Linked DNA regions of Homo sapiens: region 2 is linked to region 1. Evidence: chromatin loops called from intact Hi-C (ENCODE). Cell type or tissue: GM12878. All regions are shown on one strand. Links, peaks and the distances in the headings refer to the core of each region. The heading gives the core; the rest is flanking DNA.

Evidence for each region. Hi-C counts contacts between places; a loop is a spot of excess contacts. Peaks named below come from ENCODE experiments on the same cell type or tissue, not always from the same donor. Only the 100,000 strongest peaks of a DNase experiment are listed, where the experiment ranks them.
Region 2: a loop joins it to region 1, with 3 times the contacts of the local background. A loop is called at or near these places in 5 of 110 quality-filtered maps.

Annotation. Positions count from the first base shown.
Region 1 is chr12:128,777,947-128,788,072 of GRCh38, reverse strand. No RefSeq gene overlaps it. Among named protein-coding and RNA genes, the nearest start is that of SLC15A4, 41 kb to the left of the region's middle. RefSeq lists an enhancer at 751-1,251. In GM12878, for the core only: a CTCF peak has its summit at 5,583 (motif pointing left); a DNase peak (open chromatin) is centred at 4,689; H3K27ac peaks cover 477 bases.
Region 2 is chr12:128,964,350-128,974,475 of GRCh38, reverse strand. The region is part of intron 11 of GLT1D1 (glycosyltransferase 1 domain containing 1); the gene reads right to left. Among named protein-coding and RNA genes, the nearest start is that of GLT1D1, 120 kb to the right of the region's middle. RefSeq lists enhancers at 1,753-2,252, 2,253-2,754. In GM12878, for the core only: a CTCF peak has its summit at 4,904 (motif pointing left); DNase peaks (open chromatin) are centred at 2,442 and 4,870.

The DNA.
Region 1 (10,126 bases), core at 873-8,872:
CCCTCCTGTGACATAGCCACCTCTCAGCATCAGAGAAGTAGATGGCTGCTGTACTGGGCTGACTAATAATAGCCCCAGCCTTCATGTCCATCCAGAACCTGTGACCTCATTTGGACAAAGTGTCTTTGCAGATGGAATCAAGTTAAGATGGGGCCACACTGGATTCATGTGGGGCCTAAATCCAATGTGACTGGTGTCCTTGGAGGAAGGGAATTGGGACCTCCTTAGGGGCTGTCATCCTGCCTGCTCCAGTGGCACAGAAACCAAACTTTGCTGCCTGGCAGCCAAATTCCAGGGTGTTGAAGCCACCTGCGTGAAGCCCTGGCATGTTGTCACAGGAGAAGCTCATCGTCAATCAACAATGCCTTCCTCACAAAGCTGGTAAGAATGCTAAAACTGCTCCCTCCAGGACCGGCAGTGCTAATAGCTTATAAAATTAAACTTCTTTCCTACAGATCTAGACATGAAATTTTATTCTTTATATTACTGCACAAATTTACTTCATGGGTACAGATACGGACATGAACAAAATTACCAACTTTAGAGAACTGAATTAAGAAAAGAGCCCTCCCCGCTCTGAAGTCATCCAAACTCCCCGAGCAGAGAAAACAAGCCCCAGCGGGCCACCTTATTTCCTTTTCATTTTTTGGTCTAGGACTTTAATTTTTCTACATCCTGAACACAAAAGTCGTATGTTCCTGAAGTCAGAAAAACCGCAATAGCCCATTTATACCCACCAGAAGTTAAACCTGTGCTCTGCGTGTTAAGGCTGATGAAGGAGCACTTCATTACGCCACTCAAACTGGAATCCCATCTCCGCCGGGCAGAAGCTCTTCTGGAGAGCTGCTTTTCATGCTCACACTGCAATTTCACATCCATCAGGGAAATGGGAAAGAGGCACTCGGAGCTGTCACTCAGGGATGGGCCACAGGATTTGGACCGAGAGTCCTTTCTGGAGGGGCATGGCCTTCTACACAGAAACCTACAGTAGGCGGGAAGACGCCGTGAGATGGGACGAGGGAGTGAGTGTGCGTGGGATGGGCACAACTTGCCTCGTGAGCAGGTGGACCCTTGAGGGCTGGTGCCCAGGACCACTCCTGCCCAGCACCAACCACTGAGCCCCACCCCTGGGCCCTCGCACCTCCCCATGCCCAGGCCAGGAAATCGTCCCCTCCACATAGGTTTCTTGGAGGGATTATGAGGTTGGTGGGCTGGGGAGGGGCGCCCATTTGTAGATGCCTGATCCTGCTCAGGCACTTTGCAGCATTTGACCACCAGTGTGGATGGTGACCAAAGTGAAAACACCTGCTCCAGGAGCCAGCTGTGCCCCCTCTCCAAGCTGGAGCAGTCTCCCTGGGCCAGGAGGACTCGCCTCTGGCGTTTTTTGCCAGCAGCCTCCGGGATCCCCTGATGATGCTGTCAGCATTCAATTTGGCGGATTTGTCACCCACTGAGAGCCCCTCATGTATTTATTTTATTTTATTATTTTTTGAGACGGAGTCTCGCTCTGTCACCCAGGCTGGAGTGCAGGGGCAAAATCTCAGTTCACTGCAACCTCCGCCTCCCGGGGTCAAGCGATTCTTGTGCCTCAGCCTCCGAAGTAGCTGGGATTACAGGCACCTGCCACCACGCCTGGCTAATTTTCATATTTTTAGTGGAGACAGGGTTTTGTCATGTTGTCCAGGCTGGTCTTGAACTCATGGCCTCAAGTGATCTGCCCACCTCGGCCTCCCAAAGTGCTGGGATTACAGGTGTGAGCCACCGTGCCCAGCCAGGAGCCCCTCATTTAAAATGACCTGCTGGCCAGTGCCAGGAGCCCTGCCCTAAGCAAGCGCCTCACAGGGTCCTTCACCCAAGGCAGCCTCTTAAAGTGAGTTAGTGTTGGGAGCAGGCATTAGATCATGAGCTTGTTCTCCATTAAAAAAACTTACTAAATTGACACAAATTGTATATATTAATATTTATTGTGTACCACACATTCGGAAACGTATACATGGTGGAATGGTTACATCGAGCTAATTAACGTGCATTACTGCACATATTTTACTTGTGATTAATAACACTTGAGACCTCTCATCAATTTCAAGAACATAATACCTTGCTATTAACTATAGCTGTGTTATGCAATAGATCTCTTGAATTTTTTCCATTTTAATTAACTTTGGGTTAGGATTCAGACCAGCTTTGCTGTGGGCTGAATAATTACCACCCCCGCCCCCAACCCAAGGTGTCCTGCCCTGATCCCGGAACCTGTGATTGTCACCTCACATGACAGAGGGCATCTTTCTTGTGCGATTATGTTGATGCTGTGGAGATGAGCAGATTGTCCTGGACTAGCCAGGTGGGCCCCAAGGTCACAAGGCTCATTATGAGTGAAAGACGGAGGCAGGAGGTCAGAATCAGAAGATGGGAGGACAAGATCCAGGTGGGAGTGACGTGCTCTGGAGGAGGGAGGGGCCACAAGCTCAGGGGCTTGAGCGCCTCAGGGGTTTGGGCGCCTCTGGAAGCTGGAAGAGGCCGGGAAATAGGTTCTCCCCCTGGAACCTGCAGGGGGAACACGGCTCTGTCAGCACGCTTGATTTTAGCCAGTGTGTTAATTCGTTCGGGCTGCTATGACCAGAATATTATTGGGACGGCTTCAACAACAGGAATAGATTCTTCAGAGTCCTGGGGGCTGCGGCGTCCAAGGTCAAGGCACTGGCTGATTGGATGGCTGGTGAGGCCCCTCCTGATTTGCCCACTGCCTGTTTCATGCTGTGTCCTCACGTGAGGCAGAGATCCTCTCCTTCCTATCCCTTCTCATAAGGGCACTAACCCCATCACGAGGGTGCCACCCTCCAGGCCTGATTGCCTCCCAAAGCCCCACCTCCTGATACCATCACCCTGGTGACTGGGCTGTCACATAGGAATTTTACCAGGCACAGTGTCTGGAGTGACCAGTGAGTCCCATTTCAGACTCTGACCTCCAGAACTGAAGAATAATACATCTGTGCTGTTTTAGGCCACCAGGTTTTCGATACTTCGTTGAAGCAGCAATAGGAAATGAATGGAGGATATTGGTTTGAATGTAGTAAAACTTCCAGGCCGCACTCACGTGCTTCGTCATGTTTTTGAAGCTACAGAAGTAAGTGATCATCTCACAGCCCTAAGGTAGTTCAGCATTCTCTCCTGGGTCTTTTGAATTTGGGGAAACCAGGGACTGGTTCCCTACCCCAGCTCCCCCGTAGGCAGCATGGTGAAGCTATCCTATGCCCCAGGGCTGAGATGGGGCATGAAGTTGAATGGAGTGCCAAAAATCTTGGTAGCCAGGATAAAAAATATTTAACTCAATATTTTAAAAACTCAAAATTAATGCAAAAAACTCCATGATGAAAAAAAGGCTGCAACAGTGAACACAGGCAGGACTGTTTCTGCCCTTTCAGACTCAGCCGCCCCCACCTCTCCTGCCAGGCCCTGCTGCACGTGGTCACTCCGTTTCTCAGCCCTTGGACTTGTCTATTTCAGACTGTAACATCCCTGGCACTCCCCCACGCGCAGCACAATCTCTGGCTACTCTGAAATGTAAATGGGTGACTTATCCAAAGCCACCTAAATGAGCCAGAATTTACAACTTCACTTCTATGTAAGTCATTTGTCTTTTCTAGAGGGAAGGAATGGACACAGTTCAGGGAGCATCAGAGAAGCTTCAGGGTGGATTTATGCTCAGCATTTAAAATCTTTAACCCAAACCAAGCCCGGTATACCCAAAGGACTTCCCGCTTACTGCTCTTTAGGGCTCAGATATTTCAAAGACATAAAGCAAACCACACAGGTCAGCATTTTTCTAATGTTCTGGACACCATGCTGAGTTCAAATCGACTCATTCACAATGAATCATAATAACATCGGAAGCAATGCCAAGAGAGTCAGAGAGGCCGGGCACAGAGGCTCACACCTGTAATCCCAGCACTTTGGGAGGGTGAGGCAGGCGGATCACTTGAGGTCACGAGTTCAAGGCCAACCTGGCCAACAGGGCAAAGTCCCGTCTCTACTAAAAAAACACAAAAATTAGCCAGGCGTGATGGTGAGTACCTGTAAGCCAAGCTACTCAGGAGATTCTCAAGTCTCCGCTGAGGCAGGAGAATCACTTGAACCCAGGAGGCGGAGGTTGCAGTGAGCCAAGATCACACCAGCGCACTCTAGCCTGGGTGACAGAGCAAGACTCCCTCTCAAAAAGAGGAAAAAAAAAATTAGCCAGACATGGTGGTGAGCACCTGTAAGCCAAGCTACTCGGGAGGCCGAAGCACGAGAATTACTTGAACCGGGGAAGTGGAGGTTGCAGTGAGCAGAGATCGTGCCTCTGCACTGCAGCCTTGGCCACAGAGAAAGACTCTATCTCAAAAAAAAGGAGAGTCAGAGAAGAAGATTCAGCCTGGTTATCATTGTGCATCAGAGGTCGTTCATTCATTCACTCCCATCATTCAGTCACTCAACAAATATCCCTCAGCCACCTGTATATTTATGCTGTAGCTCCATTTTAGACAGGGACACAGCAGTGAACTAAACAGGAACTCAGCTTTCCTGGAGCCCACATTTTCATGCAAGAGACAGAGAATAAACGTGTCATCAAACAGTCACATATCAGAAAGTGAAAGCGTTTTGAAGAAGCAATAGAAGATGATGTGATGCATGATGAAGATGGAGGAGGGGGTCTGCCTTAGGTTGGCTTGTCCAGGGACGCCGAGGGACCAGGAGCCAGCTTGCTAATATCGAAGGACAGAGTTTCAGGCCAGGAGAACTAAGGGAAAAGCCCAAAGTCAGGAGAAAGCTTGATGCATGCAGTGAACAGAAAGAAGGTCTGGGAGGGAGATGGGGGAGGCAGGGCTGACGTGTAGAGGCGGTGAGTAACTCCACACAGAGCAGGACTCCGGAGCAAACCACTTTCTTTTTTTTTTTTTTTTTTTTTTTTTTTGAGGTGGAATCTTGCTCTGTCACCCAGGCTGGAGTGCAGTGTCATGGTCTTGGCTCACTGCAACCTCCGCCTCCCGGGTTCAAACAATTCTCCTGCCTCAGCCTCCCAAGTAGCTGGGATTACAGGCGTGTGCCACCATGCACAGCTAATTTTTGTATTTTTAGTAGAGACCAGGTTTCACCATGTTGGTCAGGCTGGTCTTGAACTCCTGACCTCCAGAGATCTGCCTGCCTCAGCCTCCCAAAGCGCTGGGATTACAGGCATGAACCACCGTGCCCAGTGGCAAACCACTTTTTTTTTTTTTTTTTTGAGACAGAGTCTCACTCTCGCCCAGGCTGGAGTGCAGTGGCGCGATCTCAGCTCACTGCAACCTCTGCCTCCCGGGTTCAAGCGATTCTCCTGCCTCAGCCTCCCGAGTAGCTGGGATTAGAGGCGCCTGCCACCACACCCGGCTAATTTTTGTATTTTTAGTAAAGAGGGGAATTTGCCATGTTGGCCAGGCTGGTCTCAAACTCCCAACCTCAGGTGATCCGCCTCCCAGCAAACCATTTTTTAAGGATAGCCCCCACCTTCCGTCAAGCAGTTGGTGAGATTCCCATTAGATGTCCAGCATTTCTTATTCAGCCTGCTATCTAGTGGCCGAAACATAGAACTACAGGCTATTTTCAAAAACTGCAAAGAAATTTTCTTGAATGCCTCCAACAACGAAATTGTGCAGAGAAGAATACCGTTAGCTTTTGCCAGAATGTTCGTATGGAACCTGGTCACTCAAGTTGTTTTTCCAAAACCTCTTAGGTTCAAAGTCAATACGATTTTTGAACACACCAGTCGTCTGTCATGTACGGGGACATACGCCCTTGCAGATTTGCTCCCGCACTTTGAGAGAATGAACATGCCTCAAGCCTGGGCTTCCCTGGAAGACAGCCTGAGATGCGGCCTCAGGAGCAGGAGTGAGGAACAGGGAGTGAAACCGGGGAGAAAGGAGAGTAGGAGAAAGAGAAGTTCCGGAGCTGGTGGCCACCCTGGGTGCCTGGGGCCGGACTCCCTGGGTCCTTTGGAGGAGCCTTTTCAAATGCATCTCAGAGCTGTCTGCTTGGGCACAAGACAGGGTAGGCGGGGGAAGCTATCCATTGGTCTCATCCTCCCTCCACGAGCATGATTCCTTGAGCATAGCTGCCAGCTCCCGGGTTATCCAAGGGCCAGTGCTGAGCAGGTTTCCAGGCATCCCCACTGTGGAGTCAGAGGTGAGTTCTGGAAAGTCATCTAGGTGAACTGAGGGCACTCCTCGCATGGGAAGACCCGAACAGAGACGGCCAACTCAGAGGCGCTGACCTGGACAGACGCCTTGCACACACGCTGGAATTTTTCCCAAGACAGAAATGGTCTGGGAACCGCCAATGGGGCACTTCCCAGAGCGTTGGATCCAGACACCCTCCCCTCATTCACCCGGTTCTTCCAGGGACTAGTGTTGGCCCCTGTGAGTTCCAGGAGCCGGCGTTTCCAAAGCTGCTTGCTGTGCTGGAGGAGATTTTCATCCTGAGCCTTGGACCAGGTTGGGGCGGGTCAGATCCTGAGGCTACAGGAGGCCGAGATCACCAACAGGCACTCGCCGGCCGTGTGTGGCATTTGGGGACACTCTGCTCAGCTTGGAGATTATTTTCTTCAGTTGAACTAATAGCTCGGTGTCCTCGCTAGGGCTGCTGCAGGACCAGATTTCCACTGACTTCGTGGCTTACCCAACTGGAATTTATGCTCCCTGTTCTGGAGGCCAGAAATCTGAAATCACAGTATTGGCAGGTCTGGCTTCCTCCAGAGGCTCTATGCCTCTTCCATCTCCTGGTGGCTGCCAGCGTCCCTTGGCTTGTGGCGGCATCGCTCCCATCTCTGCCTCTGTCTTCACTTGGCCTCCTCTCTGTGTCTGTGTCCTTTCCTGTCTCTTAAAAGGACACTTGTCGTTGGATTTAGGGTCCACTCAATTACAAATGATCTCATCTCCATTCTCTTTTTGTTTTTTATTTTTATTTTTTTCTTTGAGATGGAGTCTTGATCTGTTGCCCAGGCTGGAGTGCAGTGGTGCCATCTTGGCTTACTGCAACCTCCGTCTCCTGTGTTCAAGCGATTCTCCTACCTCAGCCTCCCGAGTAGCTGGGATTACAGGCACCCGCCACCACGCCCGGCTAATTTTTGCATTTTTAGTAGAGGGGTTTTCACCAAGTTGGCCAGGATGGTCTTGAACTCCTGACCTCAGGTGATCCGCCCGCCTCGGCCTCCCAAAGTGCTGGGATTACAGGTGTGAGCCACCGTGCCCGGCCCTCATCTTCATTCTTCATGACACCTGCAAAGGCCCTGTTTGGGAATGAGACCACATTCTGAAGATCTGAGTGAGCATGAATTTTGGGGGAACACCATTCAAACCACTAAACACACTGGAGAAAGAATCAGGGGATTTTTTTACTTTAGAAAATCCAGACTTCTGGCCAGGTGTGGTGGGCTCACACCTGTAATCTCTGCACTTTGGGAGGCCAAGGCGAGTGGATCACCTAAGATTGGGAGTTCGAGACCAGCCTGGCCAACATGGTGAAACCCCATCTCTACTAAAATTACAAAAATTAACCGGGCATAGTGGTGGGCGCCTATAATTCCAGCTACTCAAGAGGCTTAGGCACGAGAATCACTTGAGCCCAGGAGGCAGAGGTTGCCATGAGCTGAGATTATGCCACTGCACTCCAGCCTGGGTGATAGAGTGAGACTCTGTCTCAAAAAGGAAAAAAAAAAGAAAAAGAAAAGAAAGAAAATCCAGACTTCCAAAGACATCAGAAAATTGGTCAAGATTGGATTCTAGGCCCTAGGCTGTCTCCTTTGGAAGGGGCATCTCTTCTGAATTGCTGCAGTTCTGGTGGCTCAGAAGAGGCACACCTATACCCTCTCCCTGGCTGGTTAGTGCATTGGCATCACCTACCTGGGCTGGGCAGGGTCTGAGTGTCTGGCCATTGATGTGAGAGAAGTTAATAGTTGGCAGAAAGTGCTGAGTAAGCTGCTGGCTTCACTATGGCCTTTCAAAATGAAACAAAATTGCTGTGCTTTGAAAAGTCCAGCATCAGGGGAGAATAGACCCTTCACTTCAGAACCTTTATAATGGTAGGTCACAGGTTAGAACAGAACACCTCCATGAATTTCTGTCTTGTGCAGACAATTCACATTACAGCAATTTATATCACTCCAATTAAGTAAAGCCATTACTTCCCTTACTCATTAGTTCAGATGGCTCTTATCTTGTTGAGAGAAGTTCATCCAAGACACAGAGACTTTATGTGGTCTAACCTTGCCTGAAGTAAAAAGAAAGTCTGTCTGCTGTTGCATGTAACCCTATAAAGGTTCATCAGTACTGGAGAGATAGATTTCTATATAAGGTTAGAAGCATCAGAAATCCAACACAGTCTGGCTTAAGCATGATAGGAAACTAATTGGTGCAAGTAAATGAAAGCCTACATGTGGATTTCAGGTATGGGTGGATCCAGCAGCTCACATCATGGTACCAGCACTCTGTCTCTTCCCATCTTTTGGGTATGGTTTTATCTGTGTTGACTTCACTCTCAATTTATTCTGCAAGGCTGCAAGAGCTTCTGATCCAGGAACTCCATGCTTTTATTCTACCAACATTGACCCCTGTGAAAATCAGGTTTCTCCTTCCCACAAGTTCCAATAAGAGTCTCAGAATTGATCTCGTTGGTTCTGACTGGAAAGGTTACAGACACATGCTCATCACCACAGCCAGGAATGTGCAAACCTCCCACTGGCCAGGACTGGTTCACACCACAGCCCTGGAAAGCAGATCAGGACCGGCTGTCCCAAACCACATGGATAAAGACTGGGGGACTGTGGCTCCCTGAGGAAATTCTGGGATACAGTTTTTTTTTGTTTCTAGGAATGGGGTCTTGCTCTGTTGCCCAGGCTGGAGTGCAGTGGTGCAATCGTGGCTCACTGTAACCTCAACCTCTCAGGTGCAAGCAATCCTCCCACTTCAGCCTCCAGAGTTGCTGGCACTACAGGCATGCATCACCATGCCCAGCTAATTTTTTAATTTTTATTCTTATTTTTGTGGAAATGGGGTCTCGCTATATTGTCAAGGCTGTCTTCGAACTCCTGGACTCAAGCAATTGTCTCGCCTCAGCCTCCCAAAGTGCTAGGATCACAGGTGTGAGCCATTGCACCCTGCCTTGGAATAGTGTTTCCAAAGTAACAGGAAGGAAACTTAAACAAATTAACAGATGTCTGTTACATATTGTGTTACCCATTGACATGGTTTGGCTGTGACCCCAACCAAATCTCATCTTGAATTGTAGCTCCCATAATTCCCACATGTCATGGGAGGGACTCTGTGGGAGGTAATTGAGTCATGGGGGCAGGTGTTTCCCATGCTGTTCTCGTGGTAGTGAATAAGTCTCACGAGATCTGATGGTTTTATAAAGGGCAGTTCCCCTGCACACACTCTTGCCTGCCACCATGAAAGATGTGCCTTTGCTCCTCCTTCACCTTCTGCCGTGATTGTGAGGCCTCCCCAGCCATGTGGAACTGTGAGTCCATTAAACCTCCTTTCCTTTATAAATTAGCCAGTCTCGGGTATGTCTTTATTGGCAGCGTGAGAACAGACTAATCCACCAATTTTACCTATTTGGACTTTTGTCTGGATCTCAGGCCTTCCTCCAAGTCCACAGCCCTCAACAGCCAAGCTCCCAGCACTCTGGGGAGTAGTTTACCAACTTAACACACAACCCTGCCCACATTGCTTTATCTCAACACCCATAGGTGGTCTCTGATCCAGGGAATGGTTCACGCCAGTCAGTTTCACCTAGACATGAATTTCAGGCAGGACCACTTTGCCAGAGGGTTGGTTTGATGGTGGCTTTTGAATGGAGGACTGACCAGATCCTGCCCAGAGATAGTCACAAGCTGATGTGGGGCACAAGCCTCAGACCCTCAGACAGTGGGGTGTGAGCTGGGTCATCAGAGGGGACCATGCAAAGAGGTGGTACAAGAAAGGGGACCCAGGGACCACCTGGAATGCAGCGTTTCTGAATCAGACCCATCCGTGCCACTATAATTGTTGCTATGTCTGCAAGTATGAGTTTACTGGGGCTTCCCTAACAAAGTACTGCCAGCTTCATGGCTCAATAC
Region 2 (10,126 bases), core at 697-8,696, 190 kb before region 1:
GAAAACAGTGCAAGACCTGGGTAGCTAACAGCAGGGTCACTGACCGTCGGAGAACCTGTGTTTTATTCCTGCCATTCCCGGGGCTCTGTGGCTCATGAAATGCACGATGCAGGGTTAGTGTGGCTCAAAGGCATTGCTGTGGCTGGGGTAGGAGGGAGCAAGAGCCCTTGCCATCTGTGAGCCGGGTGGGTCCGTAGATGTCCGTGTGAACAAGGACTCCGGCCATCAGCCAGGTACCTGCTAGTAAAAACGCACAGAGCTGGCAGGTGGGTCCCGACTGCATGTTTTCCAAGCGCTTTTTGGATTTTGAAATTGCAGAAAAGGAACTAGGAATTTGGACTATTCCTATGCGCCCTCTCCCCCTCCACACGCACAGATCAAGAGATGGGAGCCCAGGTCACCTGGGAACCTGCCTGAGGTTAACACATCACTGAGTGGCAGAAAAGGCATCTAGACCCAGACTGTCCCCCTCTGAGCACCGCTGCTGCATGTGGTGTGGAGCACAGATCACCAAGCGCCCCCCCCACACACACACACCCTACACACACACACACACCCCCTACACACACCCCCTACACACACACCCCCTACACACACACACGGGAAACCTGGGAGCCACCGATGAAGCTAAAAACAACTTCAGGAATATTTTCTGTGCTTCTCATTCGCTCACTTTCCAGACGATGGGCCGAGTAGAACACTAGCCATTTCAACACACACCCGGCTGGCTGAAAGGTGCTTCTGCTGCTCTGGTGTGCTTTGGGGGTTGGTGGGGAGAAGGTGGGCATCTTGAAGGAAAGAAGAAGGTGAGAGGCAGAAAAGGGAGGGAAGAGGGGGACCGGGAGACCTTCCTCTGGGCTTGTGTGACGGCTTGGCGGGTTAGAGCAGGAGGAAGTTGGAGGGAAAGAGCAGCCCATTAAAGTGCGGCGGTAAATCTGCCATTCGTTCTGGTTATGCCTGGGGGAGAGGAAAGAAACACAAGCAGGCTGGGGTGGTGGCTCACGCTTGTCATCCCAACACTCTGGGAGGCCGAGGTGGGTGGATCACTTGAGGTCAGGAGTTCAAGACCAGCCTGGCCAACACAGTGAAACCCCGTCTCTACAAAAATACAAAAAAAAAAAAAAAAATAGCCAGGTGTGGTGGCACATGCCTGTAATCCCAGCTACTGGGGAGGCTGAGGCAGGAGAATTGCTTGAACCCAGGAGGCGGAGGTTACAATGAGCCAATATCGTGTCACTGGACTCCAGCCCGGGCAACAGAGCGAGTCTCAAAAAAAAAAAAAAAAAAAAAAAAAAACCAAGCAAACAAACAAAACAGAAAAGACAAATACTTCATAATTTTACCTATATGTGGATTCTTAAAAAGTCAAGTTCATAGAAACAGAGTAGGAGGTTGGTTACCAGGGGCTGGCAGGCTGCAGGAGAGGAAATAAGGAAACACTGGTCAATGGTTCCGAAGTTTCAGTTAGGAGGGTCACATTCTGGAGACCTATGGGGCAGCCTGGTGACTCTAGTATACTTGAAAGTTGCTAAGTCAGTGGATCTTAAATATTCTCATTACAAAGAAAAGGTATGTGTGGGGATGGAAATGTTAATTAGCTCGATTTCATCATTGCACAATGGATGCACACAGCGAAACACTAAGTGATACACCATACATGTATACAATCTTTAAATTTGTCAAGCAGACCTTAATAAAGCTGGAAAGCAGAGTATGAACCTCAGCTGCACCTTTTACCAGGTTCTGGGCCTTGAGGAAGTTAACTCCTCTGTGCCTAGTTTGCTCATCTAGGAAATGGGGCTGATAAGAGCACATTTGTCATTGTGCAGGTTAAACGAGATAATCCACATTTGTATCTGCAGAGCAAGCATTCAACAGATGCTAGCCATCTTCCTTATGATGGGTCTTGTTTTCTGTGTTTTTTTCCTCCCAGAACATGTTAGCCTCAGTCTTTGGGGTGAAAGGAGGAGCACCCAGTCACACAGTTGCTCCCCGGTTCTTCCCGGGCCACAATTCCCAGCCTCCCTAGCAGCAGGTGTGATGTAACTGGGTTCCAGCCAAGGGAGCATGAGCAGAGAGGGGCGTGTGCTCCCTCCAGCCCAAGTCACACATACCTCCCATGGTGGACCCTGTCTTCTCTCTCCCGCAGCTACCTACACGTGGAGCTGGAGCCAGGCCATGGAAGGAGCCTGGGCTCTGAGTGACCGCATGGGCGGTGGTCACAGACCAAAACAACCAGCTCTGGCCTCCAGAAGAGCGAGAAATAATGTCTCCCAATGCTGCCCTCCTGAAGTGATGGGGCCCATTAGAGCAGCTGCCACTTCCTGTTGGCACCCTGGTCGTCTCATGGCTTTGCCCCGCATGCAGCCCAGTTCCGCTGCAGCCCAAGATCCCCAAGGGACAGCTTGCTCATTCAGACATGTGGCAGCGACCCTGGAGAGGGAGCCTTGACGTGTGCGACAGAGAGTCAGGGAAAACCACAGAGACCATTCTCCCGTATAAAGTGCAAACAATGGATTCTCCCGGCAAAACTCAAAAGAAGGCTGAGCTCACTAATGCGGAACGATGAGGTCAATGGCGCACAGAAAGGGAGAGAGGAGGGAGGGAGGAGGGAGGGGGGAAGGGAGAGAGGAAGGGAGGGAGCAAAGAAGGGAGGAAGGGAGGGAGCAAAGAAGGGAGGAAGGGAGGAGGGAGGGAGGAAGGGAGGGGGGAAGGGAGGAGGGAGGGGGGAAGGGAGGATGGAGGGGGGAAGGGAGGAGGGAGGGGGGAAGGGAGGAGGGAGGGGGGAAGGGAGGAGGGAGGGGGGAAGGGAGGAGGGAGGGGGGAAGGGAGGAGGGAGGGGGGAAGGGAGGAGGGAGGGGGGAAGGGAGAGAGGAAAGGAGGGAAGAAGGGAGGGAGGTAGGGAGGGAGGGAGAAAGACAGGAAGAGAGAGAAGGAGAGAGAAAGGGACAGAAGGAGAGAGGAAGGGAGAGAGGGAGGGAGGTAGAGAGAGGGAGGGAGGGAGGCAGAGGGAGGGATGGAGGGAGAGAGGAAGGGAGGGAGGAGGAGAGGAAGGGAGGAGGGAAGAAGGGAGAAAGGAAGGAGGGAGGGAGAAGAAATCAAAGAAAATGGGAGCAAAGAACAGATGAAGAAAAGGAGGGAGGAAGAAAGGAGGGAGATGAAGGAAGGAAGGAGGGAGGGAGGAAGGGAGGGCAAAAGAAAGACAATTTCTAAGCCAAAAGCATTTACATGGGATCTAAGCACCCAGGCAGGAGTAGGCGATCCTGTCGTTTTGCCGCGTGGCACTCAGCACCAGAACCTGTGACTGGCATGAAACTGTCAGAGACTACTTGCTAGGCATGGGGACAAAATCCGACAGGTGCCAATGATTGGGCGGGATGACTGCTGTCATCTGCGACTTTGAAAAGAAAAAGAAATGAGAGCAGTTAAAGTACAAGTGTGTGGCGTGCTGCATCGCTCACTATCAGATGAAAATAAAAAAACACGCCCTCTGGAAGGGTTGCGCCTTGTACGCCGGGGCATAATCATCCCTTCCAGTACTCACTGAGCACCCAGTCCATATCAGAGTCCCTGCGAGGGACAGCTGATGAGTAAACATGCCTGACTGCTGCCCTCGGGAAGCTTCCAGGCTGGGGACTGGTGTTTATAGATGGCAAAGAGTGCAGTGTACACAGACACAGGTGCGGGGACAGAGGAAACCCAAATGGGAACCCCAGTCACAGTGGGTGGCCACGAAAAGTCCTTCCAAGGTGATTTCAACCAAGAAACATTTGAGGAGGTGCCAGCCGTGGGCGCAGCTCGGTTAGAGACAGAGGGTGAGCAAAGCTCAGGTGCCGGACAGAGAAGCCTGGAACGAGGAGGGGGCAGCGCAAGCTGTGCAAGGCCTCAGAAGCCAGGCCAGCAGTGGCATTTTCTTCTAGGTGCAAAGGGGAAGCCACCAGAGGGTCCTCAGCTGCAGTGGATAGAAGCGGACTTTGACTTGGTGCCTGTGGCTGCGGGGAGGGAGTGGGCGGGCTGGAAGGAGGAGGCTGCTGGAACAGCCCAGGCAAGACCCTACAGCCCCTCGGTCCGGGAGTGCAGTGGAGATGGGGTCCAGCTGCGTTTGCAGACAGAGCTCAGGAGAAGTGGGACAGATGGGAAGTGGGGCTCAGGGGAGAGGGCGCGGCGGGCTTGGGAGCCCAGGACCCAGGACGGTGTGCCCAGCTGCTTGTGCACGCACCTGCAACAGGCAGGGGCTGAGGCTCCAAGCAGGCCTTCCCCTGCAGCATTACCCCTAAGGCTGCAGCCCACCGGGGTCCTCCACAGACCCTGGCCCGGCTTCTACCAGTGCCAACATGTCACCATCCTCTTCCTTCTGAATTCCAGGATACCCCAGAAACGGCCTTCGGAGCTGATTCCTACAGCAGCGTTGTTTTGATGTGAGGCAAGCACCCCGCTGACTGGGGACTGCATTTGTCAGGGCTGACACAGATCACCAGGAGGCCTCCAGGAAGCGCACACAGGCAGAGGCAGGGGGAGGGGAGGGTCTCTCCATGCCTGGCCCCTCCCCTAATCACAGTCCCCAGCTGGAGCCTGCGGGCTCACACTCCTGGCAGGTGCCCAGCAGGCTTTGCAGAGCAACAGGTGCACCCACGCGAGGGCCCAGGAGATGGTGGAGAGCCAAGTGTCAGGATGACGCAGAGATGCCTCCTCCTGTTCTCAGAGGTGGGGACTGAGCTCACAGCGGGAAGGAAGCTCTTCTCTCTCTGCCTCTTCCCTCTCTGTATTTTCAGAGAATTCCAGACGCGATGCAAGCAGGATGCTCCCTGCTTGGTCAGGAGTGAGGCGGCCAGGAGGAGCCCCGAGTGCCTCCGCACCTTGGTGATGGCCCAGCCTCTGTGCCTGAGCAGTGAGCCCCACCTTGTGGCTCACCCGCGTCCTGGCCCTGCTTGCCGCGCAGCAGCTCAGTGCACACTCAGCTCGGTGCACACCCAGCTCGGGGCAAACCTGCCCTAGGGGCTGCACAGTCAGCCAGGGGCTTCTCTTCCCACCTCTGGCTGCATCCAGGGGCATCTACACCCAGGGTGGGGCTCAGAAATGGTCCCTTCTCCCCAAGAATACAGAGAGAATCAGGGTGAGAAGAACCACTTTAGAAAAGGGTTAGGTGTAAAACAGGAGAGGAGGGGAGGGAGGGAGACAGGGAGAGAGAGAGAGAGTGAGAGAGAGAGCTAGAGACTGAGATAGAGGTAGAAACAGAGACAGAGGAAGAGACAATGAGAGAAACAGAGACTGAGAGGAAGGAAGGCTACAGAAACAGAGACAGAGGAAGAGACAATCAGAGAAACAGAGACTGAGAGGGAGGAAGGCTACAGAAACAGAGACAGAGAGAGACACAGACAGAGAGGAGGACGAGGGCTACAGAGACTGAGAGAGTGACTATGAGAGACAGAAAAAGACAGAGGGAGAGAGGAGCTACAGAGACAGACAAGGAGATGACGAGACAGAGGCAGAGGGAGAGAAAAAGGGAGGCACAGCAGGAAAGACGGGGCCGAGTGAGGAGGAGTTGCCACGGCAGCAGCAGGGAAGGGGGAGAGCAGGGCCATTTGTGCTCCTGGCGCTGCCCGAGCTCAGGCTCTGCAGTCAGACCCAGTCCTCACCCAGCTCTTCACCCCACCCAAGTGGCCCGAGGCAAGGGACCCACCCTCTCTAGCTCACTGGAGAATCTGTGTCCCTAACAATACACCAGCCCAGGCACCCAATCACAACCCCCAGGCAGGCTGTCCCTATGCTGCTCGGGTGAGGTTTACATCTGTTGTCCTAGTATTATTATTATTGAGACGATGTCTCGCACTGTCACCCAGGCTGGAGTGCAGTGACATGATCTCGGCTCACTGCAACCCCCACCCTCCGGGTTCAAGTGATTCTCATGCCTCAGCCTCCTGAGTAGCTAGGATTATAGGCACCTGCGACCCTGCTCAGCTGATTTTTTGTATTTTTAGTAGAGATGGGGTTTGGCCATGTTGGCCTCGAACTCCTGACCTCAAGTGATCCACCTGCCTCAGCCTCCCAAAGTGCTGGGATGACAGGCGTGAGCCACTGTGCCCAGCCTGGTGTCCTTGTATTATTATTAGTCCACTCTCAAATGCTTCCCAGTATCGTACAATAAGCCACCAGGTCACACTACTTGGAAATCCACATAAGTGACCGGGCGCAGTGGCTCACGCCTGTAATCCCAGCACTTTGGGAGGCCGAGGCAGGCGGATCACGAGGTCAGGAGATGGAGACCATCTTGGCTAACACTGTGAAACCCCATCTCTACTGAAAATACAAAAAATTAGCCAGGTGTGGTGGCAGGCGCCTGCAGTCCTAGCTACTCGGGAGGCTGAGGCAGGAGAATGATGTGAACCGGGAGGCGGAGCTTGCAGTGAGCTGAGTTTGCGCCACTGCACTCCAGCCTGGGCGACAGAGCGAGACTCTGTCTCAAAAAAAACAAAGCAAAACAAAATCCACATAAGTTTTGCATTAACCTCCAATGTAGTTCACACATGCTTTGTCCCGAGTTTCCTCTGGGCTTAACTGGAAATCCAATCAACGCAGCAGGATCTGCATCTCGGATTTCATGCTGAGGACCTACTGTGTGCTGTGCACGGGCTGGTGCTTACACATCCTGGATGCGTTGAACTTCCAAGAATTATAGATGTTACGTTAAAACACTTTTAAAACATAAGAGAGAAGTAATATGTTACATAATGTTGGCCAGTGGCCTCCCCAAATCCGTAAGTAGAACGTAACTCGAAGTAAGAGTGAGACGGGAATTTCTCCCTGGGTTCTCAGTGCTCTGCACCGGGTGGGAATCCTGCTGTGGGCTGATCCCAGCACTTAAACATAAGTGCTTTCCATATTCCACGGCTTCCCCTAGTGCACAGCGCTGCAAGCTGTGAACGCGGTTGAGTATTGGCAGGTTTTTTTCCAGGGGAAGGGAGAGGCAATAGTGCATGTGCCCTCCCTCAGCTATTCCCCAAAGAGAGGTCATGATCTCCACTCTCCCGAAGAAGCATCGAGCAGAGGGCAGGAGAGGTGTCCAGGATCACTCAGCTTCCAAGAGCAAAACTTGAGATCTCAGCGCAGCCCTGCCTGAATGAAAGTTTGGAGGCTGATGTTTTCTACCGGGCCTCACATTTCCCAAACATTAAACCGTTGACTGACTATTAAAGCCATTAGCGTTTGAAGAAAAATAAGCTATCTTTAGTGAAAATGCAAGTCACATAGAACACTATGGCCAGAGCCCAGCCCATTCTGGATAAATGCTAGCTCTGGTCAATGTCATTATTCCAGAACTTATGTTTTTCTATAGCTGTGCACCATACAAACAGAACCTCCAAGCAAAATAGGTTTGAGCTACACTTTAAAAGTCTGACCCTGGGACAGTGTATAGATTCACAGCTTCTATTAAATGTCAAATGGATTTTAATTTCGAAGCTATAAAACAGAGCAATAAAATACCTAGGAAAATAGCTCAACCCTTTTCTACTTCTTAAAAGGAGAAATAACAGGATTGTGGCGGTAAAGAAAAAATCAATCTTTAGTAGGTTTGGAAAGCTTTGCTTAAATTGAAGTTTTCCAGGGGTGAGGTATATAGAAATAGAGATTATTCTGTTCCTACCAGGGCTGAATATGTTTAATCGTCATTTTTTAAAAAAAAATTAAAAATGGCTTTTTATTCAGTTCAGTAGGCTGTCCTCATAAGCTCCCTAAAGCAAACTTCCCTCCAGATTCCCATTATCTTTGTGCCAACAGCTGCCACCCCCACCCCGGGACCCTGTGCTCACCATTCACCTGTCAACACACATTTAGTGCCAGGTGCTGCCCAAGTGCTGGGGCTGCGTGCAGAAGAGCACAAAACCCCCCAGATGAGGCCTCACTTCCCCATTTTACAGTTGGAGAAACTGCTCTCCTGGATCTAACAGTCTGAGGAGGTTGGGGAGGAGGGTGTGGGGAGCAAGCAGTGTGGCACCGTGACACATGCCAGGAATGAAATAAGATAGGGAAGGGTGGTGAAAAGAGGCTGGGGACTCAAGTTACCTGTGAGGGAGGAGCAGAGATGCCCACGTGGCCGCAGAGCAGCAAAGGCAGAGTGGTAGGCAGTGGTTAGCTCAGGGACAGCTTGGTGGCCATCAGAAAAAGTTTGGACTTTCTTCCAAGTGCAGCCAGCCACCCCTGGGGCATTTCAGGCAGGGATGCTGGCTGGTATGCACGCCCTCTCAGCTCAGCCCTGGCTCCCAGGAGCATTCTGCTGTCTCCTTCTCTCCAATTGCACCAGGGACTCCTACTCCCAGCCGCTCATTGAATACAGAAAGATGCAGTGGTTGCAGGGGGAAAGAGAAACGTAAGGTTTTCTCCAGTAAGACCCTATGAATCCCCTTGAATGATCTTCCATCATCTCAAATGTGATGCATTAATTACCTGAAACAGTCCTCTTTTTGGAGGTCCCATCTCTGCCACTGTGAACACATTCTTTCCTCCTCTGCAGCCAGCTGCATTGGCATCACTGGAAACTCTTCCCTTGCCTTCTTCCTGGAGCTAGTTCTCTTTTTCTTTATTTTTGAGACAGGGTCTTGCTGTTATCCAGGGTGGAGTGCAGTGGCAAGATCTCAGCTCACGGCAACTTCCATCACCCAGGCTAAAGCGGTCCTCCCGCCTCAGCCTCCCCAGTAGCTGGGACTACAGGCATGAGCCACCACATCTGGCTTTTTACTTTTTCTTTTTTTTTTTTTTTTTTTTTTTTTAAGCAGAGACAAGACTTTGCCATGTTGCCCAGGATGGTCTTGAACTCCTGAGCTCAAGCAATCTGCTTGCCTTAGCCTTCCAAAGTGCTAGGATTACAGGTGTGAGCCACCATGCCCAGCCTCTGGGACTAGTTTTCTATTGCTGCATAACAAATAGCCACAAACTTGGGACTTAGAATGACATCCATGTATTGTCTCATGGTTTCTGCAAGTCAAAGTCCAGGCACAGACATAGCAGAGCTGACTTTTCAGCTCAGCATCCCACGAGCCTGAGATCAAAGTTTGGGCTGGGCTGGGCTCCTGTCTGGAGCTTGGGGTCTTCCTTGAACCTCACACAGTTGTTGGCAGAATTCAGTTTCTGTGGTTGTAGGGCCCAAGCCATCTTTCTCCCACTGGCTGTCAACCAGGGGTCGCCCCCAGCTCCTAGAGGCTGCCCAAAGTTCCTTGCCATGTGGATCCCTCCACAGGTCCCAGTCTCTCTGAATTCTTCTGTCCTTGACCTCTAGATCTAAATTTAAAGGGCTCTGATGACGAGGTCAGGCCCACACAGTTCATATCTTTGATTAACTCAAAGTCAACTGATTAGTTACCTTAATCACATCTGCAAAATCCCTCTTGCCACGTAGCCTACCATAACAGCCGAACACCAGGAGGCAGAGGCCACAGGCCATCTCAGAACTCTGCTCACCACACTCCTCTATGTCCCATGCTCCTTACATCTGAGTTCCCTTTCATTTAGGCCATTCCTTCCCTCACACCTTTCACACTGCACTACGCCTAACTCTTCCAATGCATTGCACACTCTCACGCCCCTAAACTTTTGCCCAGGTGATTCCCTCTACTGTGAATGCCTTTCCCTGCCTGGGGAATCTTGTCCTTTGAAGCCCAGCTCAACGTCCCTTCCTTCCTTAAACCTCACCCTGCACAGGTAAACCTGCAGGCTTCTCGCCAGTGGTCCTTAGCAATCTCTTCACACTAATAACACAACATGCCAGGGTGACGAGTCTCCAGGTCTGGCTCTGACACTTACAAACTAGTTAACTGGGTTTCTCCATGCTTCAGTTCTCCCACAGGTCCAACGGTGATTATGAAGGTGTTGACGTCCTGGAATTGTTGTGAGAGTTCATGGAGTCCATCCATGTAAAGCAGAGGGAACCATGTCCATCACAGGGTGAACATTTGACAAGGGGTCATATTGTGGGGTGAATGTTTGTGTCTCCTCAAATTCATACACTGAGCTGCTCACCCCCAAGGGGACGGCAGGAGGTGAGGTCTTTGGGAGGTGACTGGGTCATGAGGATGGAAAGATTGGTGTCTTTGTTGTTTTGAGACAGGGTCTCACTCTGTCACCCAGGCTGGAG